2 separate regions of the Homo sapiens genome follow, and region 2 is linked to region 1. A link is a contact called in ENCODE Hi-C data. All regions are on one chromosome and are shown on one strand. Each heading gives the region's core, a stretch centred on a gene start or an enhancer-like site at or near the end of the contact. The rest is flanking DNA. Distances are from core to core; before and after follow the strand shown.

Region 1 (4,462 bases), core at 906-3,405:
ACCCTAAAGTCCAGATGCAAACCCACTTGAACCCTGAAGATCTATCCATCCTCAGGTGAAAATCCAGGATCAGGGCTGCCTCTACCATTACAGACAGGAAACACGGCATGTTCTCACATACGTACACATGGGGGAATCCAGCTGACAGATGCAAAACGCTCGTTCGTGACACTTCCTCATGTGGAAATCCATCTTGCATTCTATCATTCTTGCTCACTGGATTCCAGTGTTTTTGTGCAAAAAAGCCATCTCATGCGAAGAAAACTGCAGATATGAAATGTCCATCATGTGGAACTGCCAAGGCCATGAGAAAATTTGCTCTTTCCTCTTCCCGTGGATGACACCAAATACACACCTTGCATTGGAACAGCGTTACTGGGTGCGAGTTAACCTCACAAATTTCGCCATGACTGTCACTGGGTGCAGGTTAACCTCACAAACTTCGACATAACTCTCGGCCCCAGCCTCCACTGAGCCTGGCCAATCCGCCTAATTCATGTTTTTATGTTACCCGGGCCACTCTGGTGTACAGCCACACATGTCGAAATAGCGAAAGGCATCCCTTCAACATTTTTCTCAGCTGAACCTTCTTCCTTAACACGCATCTCTACAAAGTCCACGAGTGAGCTGCAGAAAGTTCAAGAGCCTCCTGACGTAGTTACAAAATTCAGCGTCACTCTGCCTTTTTCTCAGAAGAGGGCCCATACCTTTCCTCAGGTTCTCAAACAGACTCACAACCCCCCACTCCCCGCCCCACAAAAAAAAAGATCAAGAACGCCTATCAAAAAGCCACATCTGCCGGGCGTGGTGGCTCACGCCTGTAATCCTAGCACTTTGGGAGGACGAGGCGGGCAGATCACTTGAGGTCAGGAGTTCCAGACCAGCCTGGCCAACATGGCGAAACACCTTCTCTACTAAAAATACAAAAATTAGCCGGGCATGGTGGCATACGCCTGTAATCCCAGCTACTCAGGAGGCTGTGGCAGGAGAATCGCTTGAACCCGGGAGATGGAGGTTGCAGTGAGCTGAGATCGCATCACTGCACTCCAGCCTGCGCGTCGAGAGGGAGACTCCATCAAAAAAAAAAAAAAAAAAAAGCCGCATCCTGGAAGACACGGGATCAATTAAATTTCTTGGGTTTTCCTTCATTTAAAATATTTGCCTTTTAAATCAAATGTTAAAGCCATGTAGACGTTCTTCCATCACCCACTGCACATCGCATACAAGGCATAAATTTTTAAACCGTCGTCCCCAGACTGTAGAACTTAGCATATGGAAAACATAAAAACACGAGGGATACTTTTAGCGATAGAGAGAAAATATAGAAACACCAGCGACACTTTTAGCAAAACATTTCACCCAACAAGTGGTTTGTTTTGGTCCTTCCCCTAAAATCCCTCCTACCTGTCAAGCTCACTTTCCCCTCGGTGATCCTGCACATTCGGCCTCCCAGGGGCTTCCCACAACGCTGAGCACAGCCACGGGCAGCAAAAGCACCCAAATGCCCCTTGGCCGGGCCGTGAAAGGCGAGTTTTCCCGACCACTGTCATCAAGAATCTGGAAAAGGGGGCCCAGGAGCATCAGGTGCTTTCAGCAAGAACTTGCACCTTCTGCTTCTCTCGCAGGCGGAGGCGCCAAGGACCCCGTTCCAGGTGGAAGCCCAGGGCGGTTCCTCTACAGACAGAACCGAAAGGTAACCCTGGAGGCTCGGCTCCAGGCTGCGCCAAGCCGAAAACAAACTTTCCAGGCACTTCCACCCCGCTGGGCCGGGTGACACCTCCCGGCCTCCCCCGCCCTCCGCGCGTCTGTCAGCGCCCCCGGCCAGGCCGCCGCCCGCCGCAACCCAGGCCCGGTCTCCCCGCCGCAGCCAAGCAGCGCCCTCGGCCGGCGCCCGCCATCCCCGGCCCGGCCGCCCGGCTGCAGGTAAGGAGGCACCCGGCCCTCGGGACCCCGGGCCGCCCCGCCTCGCCGGACCCGGGCGGCCGCCGGACCCGGCAGGGTAACAAACCGGCGCGTCCAGTCCGCCGCCGCGCGCTCACCAGCTGGCTGGTGGTCCTGGCCATGGGCCCCGCGTCGGCGCGGGCGCCTCCCCCGCAGCGCTGCGCGGCTCGGCGCCTCCTCAGCGTCCTCCTCCCCGAAGCGGAGCCCCAGCAATGGCCGCCCTCATCCTGCGCCCGCCCCGTCGCCCGCCGCCCCCCGCCCCCGGCGCCGCCCCGCCCCCGCGCGGCGCCGGGCAGGACTTCCGTCGCGCCGCAGCCGACGCCCGCGCCCATTGGCCGCGCCCATCGTCGCTCCGCCGCGGCCTTAGTGGGCTCCGCCTCCGCTCCAGCTGCATTTCCGGGTTGGGGCCTGGCGGGCGGGAGAGGCCCGACCCCGCCTGGGGAGGGGGACCTCGCGCGAACCAATCCCAGGGCCTGCGGGGCGGGGCTGGGCGGGGCTGGGCGGGGCAGGGGGCGAGCTGTCATTCCGGCATCCCAGACCGGGAAACTGAGGCTCAGAGGGGACCAGGCTCCGGCCAAGGTCACGCCCGAGGTAGCGGCGGAGCTGTGCTCGAACCCGGAACTCGGATTCCGGAGCCGGCTCTGCGTAAACTCAGAGGCGCAACTTTGCTAGTTTCACAACTAACAAGCGTTCACGGAAGGAAATCTGGGCTATCAAGTCACATTCACGGCCGGGCACGGTGGCTCACTTTGGGAGGCGGAGGTCGAGGCGGGCGGATCACTTGAGGTGAGGAGTTCGAGGCCAGCCTGCCAACATGGAGAAACCCTGTCTCTACTAAAAATATACAATTAGCCGGGCGCCTTGTAGTTGTTAATGTCGATAATGTTTTTTTGTGTTTTTTTGTTTTGGGTTTTTGGTTTTTTTGAGATGGAAATTTGCTCTGTTGCCCAGGCTGGAGTGCAGTGGCTCGATCTCTGCTCACTGCAACCTCCGCCTCCCGGGTTGAAGCGATTCTCCTGCCTCAGCCTCCCGAGTAGCTGGGACTACAGGCATGTGCCACCACACACAGGCAAATGTTTGTATTTTTTTGTAGAGACAGGGTTTCACCATGTTGGCCAGGGGCTGGTCTCCAACTCCAGTGATCTGTCTGTCTCCGCCTCCCAAAGTGCTGGGATTACAGGTGTGAGTCACCACGCCCGGCCAACTTTATTTTTTTTTGAGACAGAGTCTCTGTCGCCCAGGCTGGAGTGCAGTGGCGCGATCTCGGCTCACTGCAAGCTCCGCCTCCCGGGTTCACTCCATTCTCCTGCCTCAGCCTCTCCGAGTAGCTGGGACTACAGGCGCCCGCCACCACGCCCAGCTAATTTTTTTGTATTTTTAGTAGAGACAGGGTTTCACCGTGGTCTCAATCTCCTGACCTCGTGATCCGCCCGCCTCTGCCTCCCAAAGTGCTGGGATTACAAGCGTGAGCCACCGCGCCCGGCCAACTTTATTTTTTTTTATACTGACACATGCCCATGCAGTTCTTGAGTAATGCACAGAAAAATCGGAAGCAGTGAAGGACAAACAGCTTGAGGAACTAGTACACAGTGAACTCTAGAACACGGAGCCCAGGGTGGAGGAGCCTCGGGGCAGGGGCCAAGGGCCAAGGGTCAAGGGTCACAAGAAGAAAGCATCTGAGCAGGCACCAGGGGACAGGGGAGAGAGGGGCAGCTGAAGGTCAAAGAAGAAAGGACAGTTCTCAGTTGTCCTGGGGGCCCCAGTGGCAGCCAGAATGCTTGGCCAAGCCCAAGGCAAGCTAGACCAGGAAACCCCTCGCCCTCTGGCGACACAGACAAATCTCCCCATGGGTCAGGTCCAGTGGCTCATCCCAGGACACCGCACAGACAGCGGATGTCTCACCTGGCCCAGCACGGTTCTCCCGACCCGGGCTGGAGGAAAGAGACTGACCCCTCTCTTTATCTCACCCTTTCCTGCCGAGAACCTCTGTCTATGGCCAATGGATGACCTCAGGCCAAGAATGCAATAACTTGGCCTGACGTTGTGAGGTCACGGTCCATCCAGGGAGGGGCAAGAAAATGACCACAACCATCCCGGGAGGGGCTGGAAAGCTGCCTCATGTGCGTGGCACTGTGCTGCGTCTACGTGTTCCTCACTCGCCTCTACAATGCTCATGGCACGAGGGAGGAAACGGGGGTGCAGAGGCTAAGGAACGTGCCCAAAGCCCTACAGCTGGTGTATTAGTTATATACTGCTGTGTAACAAATTGCCTCAAAACTTTGATGTGTAAAACAACAAAGAAACTCATGGCTCCTGCGGGTCTGGAATCCAGGAGAGGCCAGGCTGGGTGGTCTGGCTCAGGCTCTCTTGTGAAGTTGCCATCAAGATGCTGCCAGGACTGAGTCATCTAAAGGCTAGAGCAGGGCCGAAAGATTCACTTCCTAAAAGGTTCATTCCCACGTTCCCACAGCTGTGGGCTGGAGGCCTCCGTCCCTCACCAGTGCGGCCTCTTCCCAGGCGT
Region 2 (3,969 bases), core at 868-3,367, 1.2 Mb after region 1:
GCCAGGCATCAGGCAAGTCTCTGAAGCCTCAGGCCAGTGCTCCAGACACTGAAGGACCATGGGCAAGGCTATCCTCACAGCCAGGCAAGGCCAGGCCACAGAGAGGCCAGACGGGCCTGGGACCCTGCCACAGGCAGCCCTCCTGCTGAGGACTGGACAGAGCCGCCTAGAGGCCCCCGTCCCAGCACCTAGCTATTGCTGTCTCAGGTGTGAGAAGTCGTGAGGGGTGGTCCTGCGAGACCTCCTGCCAAGACCTGGCTGCTGCTGCTGTGTCCCCTGCCCCAAAGCACTCAGCACCACGGGGTGGTCTCACAGGCACTGCACCGCCAGGGCAAGGAGCCACAGGTGCACACCCACCGTGTCCCAGACAGAAGCCAGGCCCCTCCCCCTGCACCCCCTCCTACTGGCCTTCTGGAGAAAGCGGCCAATCTGTTACAATGTAATCACAACACAGATCAAGCGTTCAAAATTCCGCTGAAAATCGAATTTGCCCTTCCAAATTCACAGATAGGCACTTAGTGAACGGCTAGTAGTTACTAAACGCTTCAGAGCAAGAAACTTTTATGATGCAAAGACAAAAACAACCCTCATCTATTAGAGCCAGGCAAGGCCCAGACACTGCAGAAACGGGGACAGGGCCGGGCACTCCAGGAGCGGCCCGAAAGTCTGCCTTCTGTCCTCCTGCTGGGCGCCCGCAACCGGCTGAGCTTTAGCTTCTCGGATCACCGCCTTGCTCTGCTGGTTGACAGCACCGACTTCAGAGCAACTTCCTGGCTGAGGGTGAGCAAAGCACTCACCTCCCACAACTCCACCGCACTGATCTCCACAACGGGTGGTCGCCACGACAGGCTGGCACAAGAAGCCTTTAAAGGCCCTCCTGCACCCAAATGCAAACTCTCCCAGGCTTGGGGAGGTATTCCCTTCTGCAAGACCCAAGCACCTGCAGTCGGGAGACGCTTACCTGGCCGCACCTGATCTGCCCCAGGCCCCGAGAATGTTTCTGAAGCAAGATCCCAAACCCTGAGACACCATACAAGCGCACACCAGCAATCACCCAGTGGCCTAGGGAACGGACCTCTCTGAATGAGCAATCAGGGCAAACTGAGGATCCGTCCCGTCTTCCGTTGCATAGGTTCTCTACCCAAAGGCAACGTTTCTTGAAGAGCAAGAAACACTTGGGGTAGGTCCTGTAAAAGGAAACAAACCGAACTCCCCAAAGACAGGCACTTTGCAAACAGAGAAACTAAGCGTAACTTCCAATTATACAAACAAAACCACTTCATTCTGCGATTCAAGCGTGACTACAGGCCACGATCACAAGCCCAACTAATCATTCCCTTACATTCCTCCTACGCACGTTAACTACCAGAACCAACTACTATTCAACCGATAAAAAGAGATGTCCAAAACAGAATAAAACTCCCCCTCCAGCGAGGCGCTCACGTTCAGGGCCCCAGCAAGCGCCAGCGGAGCATCTTCAGAGGCACAAGAAAACTTACACTTGTTTTGGTTTTAAGGCACCGAAAACAAGCCCGCTCGCCGGCCCCCACCCCCGCGAGCCAGCGATGTTGCAATCCAAGACTCTCCCCCCGCGGCCCATCCTATCCGTCCGCGGGGCGACCGTGACCCCGGAAGCCGCTCCCCGCGCAGGAGGAAGGCGCGGCCTCGCGGGGCCCCGGCTGCAGGTGGCTGCCCCGGCCCCGCGCCAGGCGCACCTCGGGGGCGAAGTGGGGGAGCCCCGGCCCCGAAGGCCTGCGGCGGCCCGGCCGCTCGGGCCGCAGCCCAGCGGCGCCAGCAGCGCGGACCGAGCCGGCGCCGAGCGCGGGGCCTCTCGGGCTCCCCGGAAAGCTCGGCCGCGGCGCGGGGCCCGGCTCGGCGGGGCGGGGCGCGGGGCAGTCGGGGGCCCGGGCCCAACAGGAGTAGAGGCCTCGGCCCGACCCCCGCCCCGCGGCCCCGGCCCGGCCCCCGCACGCGCTCACCTCGGGCGGCCGCAGCCCCGGCGAGCGTAGCGGACAGGTGGAGGACCGAGCGGGGCGGCGGCGGCGGCGCTTCCCTTTGTCTCGGGACTTCCCTCCGGAGCCCGCTCCGCGCGCAGCCAGAGCAGCTCCGAGGACCCTGGCGCGGGCGGGGCGCGCGGGGCGGGGCCTAACGCGGGGCTGCCCTCTGCACGCCTGCCTCGCGCGCCGCTCCTGCCGCCCGGCCCCGAGCGCCTCCCGCGCCGCCGAGCGCTCCCCGTTGCCCGCGCCCCGCCGCCGCGCGCCCGCGCCCCGGGTCCGCCCCAGGAGCCCGGCCGGGGGGCGACTTTCCAGTCAGGCGGCGCCCTGGACACCTACGCCCTTAAAGGAGCCGCGTCCCCGATGTGAGGGAGCGTCTGTAAACTCCCCTTCGGGCTGCCCGCGTCCACCCGAGGACACGCCGGCAAGCAGCGGGGGAAAAAGGAAGCCGAGATCTCCAAAGGCTCCCCGGATGCCTGGCGGTCACCTCTCCAGCCACAGGTCCCGGAGGTTTCCTTGGGGTCAGGTCCTGGGGCCGGGGGTCAAAGACCACTGAGGCCTAAGGATCCTCTGAAGCGTCGCAGGACGGTGACGCTCCCGCGAGTTCAGCGCCCTGTGAAACCCCTTGCAATTGGCCAGTTCGGGGCGGTAGGCGGGGACACCTTCTCATCCGCCCAATGAGCTGACCCCGTACAAAAGGCCGAATGCGAGCATGACCGACGGGAGGAGAAGTGTGGATGCTCCCTAAACCGGGGGCTGGCCCTGGGCCGGGGCGCGGGCGGGACGTGGGGGACCGCGAGCGGCGGGGGCGGGGCGAGCCCGTGGGGGAGGGGCGCTTCCGGTCCCCCCTCCCGCCCACGCAACAAGCAGGACCGGGTCGGGAGGCCCCCAGACCCGCGAGCGCGCGGGACAGTCCGTTCGCCAACGCGCGACCGTGCTGGCCCCCGGGCTCTCCCGGCCCCCCCGCCCGCATTTCGCCGACGGCGGGGCCGCAGCCAAGGTCACGGTGTCCGGGTGCTTGGGGACCGCGGGGAGTGACCACATTCATTCATTCCCTCCCTCACTCATTCATTCATTCCCTCCCCTACTCCGTCATTCCCTCCCTCACTCACTAATTCCCTCCCTCCCTCACTAATTCCCTCCCTCCCTCATTCATTCGATCCCTCCATCACTCAATCATTCCTTCCCTCTCTCACGCATTCCCTCCCTCACTTACTCATTCATTGCCACCCTCACTCACTCATTCCCTCCCTCACTTACTCATTCATTCCCACTCACTCATTCCCTCCCTCACTCACTCATTCCCTCCCTCACTCATTCCCTCCCTCACTCACTCATTCCCTCCCTCACTCATTCCCTCCCTCACTCATTCATTCCCTCCCTCACTCACTCATTCTCACTCTCACTCATTCCCGCCCTCATTCATTCATTCCCGCCCTCATTCATTCATTCCCACCCTCATTCATTCCTTCCCTCCCTCACTCATTCCCTCTCTCATTCATTCCCTCCCTCCCTCACTCACTCATTCCCTCCCTCACTGATTCCCTCCCTCACTGATTCATTCATTCCCTCCATCACTCATTCATTCCTTCCCTCACTCATTCCCTCCCTCACTCATTTCCTCTCTCATTCATTCATTCCCTCCCTCCCTCACTCATTCCCACTCTCACAAACTCATTCCCTCCCTCACTTACTCATTCCTCCCTCATTCATTCCCTCCCTCATTCGTTCATTCCCTCCCTCATTCATTCATTCCCTCCCTCCCTCATTCCCTCCCTCCCTCATTCATTCATTCCCTCCCTCATTCATTCATTCCCTCCCTCATTCATTCCCACCCTCCCTCATTCATTCCCTGCCTCCCTCACTCATTCCCTCCCTCACTCATTCATTCCCTCCCTCCCTCACTGATTCTCTCCCTTATTCATTCCATCCCTCACTCATTCCCTTCCTCCCTCATTCACTTCCTCCCTCACTC

What was found. A loop is a pair of places that touch in the nucleus more often than their neighbours do. Pooled maps may share reads with other maps.
Region 2: a pooled map shows a loop between it and region 1 (23-fold over the local background). The contact joins the promoter of UBE2I here to the promoter of PDPK1 in region 1. A Hi-C loop is called at or near these places in 1 of 168 maps with a recorded cell type or tissue (ascending aorta), 1 of 37 single-sample maps with no recorded cell type and 10 of 50 pooled maps.

The regions. Positions count from the first base shown.
Region 1 is chr16:2,535,714-2,540,175 of GRCh38, reverse strand. PDPK1 (3-phosphoinositide dependent protein kinase 1) reads right to left here and starts at 2,155. Exons shown (of 14, transcript NM_002613.5): 1 at 2,040-2,155. The coding sequence starts at 2,063. RefSeq lists an enhancer at 1,060-1,760 and silencers at 1,879-2,008, 2,019-2,228, 2,339-2,648.
Region 2 is chr16:1,307,784-1,311,752 of GRCh38, reverse strand. It overlaps UBE2I (ubiquitin conjugating enzyme E2 I), which reads right to left and starts at 2,117. Exons shown (of 7, transcript NM_003345.5): 1 at 1,980-2,117. RefSeq lists enhancers at 996-1,607, 2,309-2,548 and silencers at 1,579-1,768, 1,969-2,268, 2,759-3,048.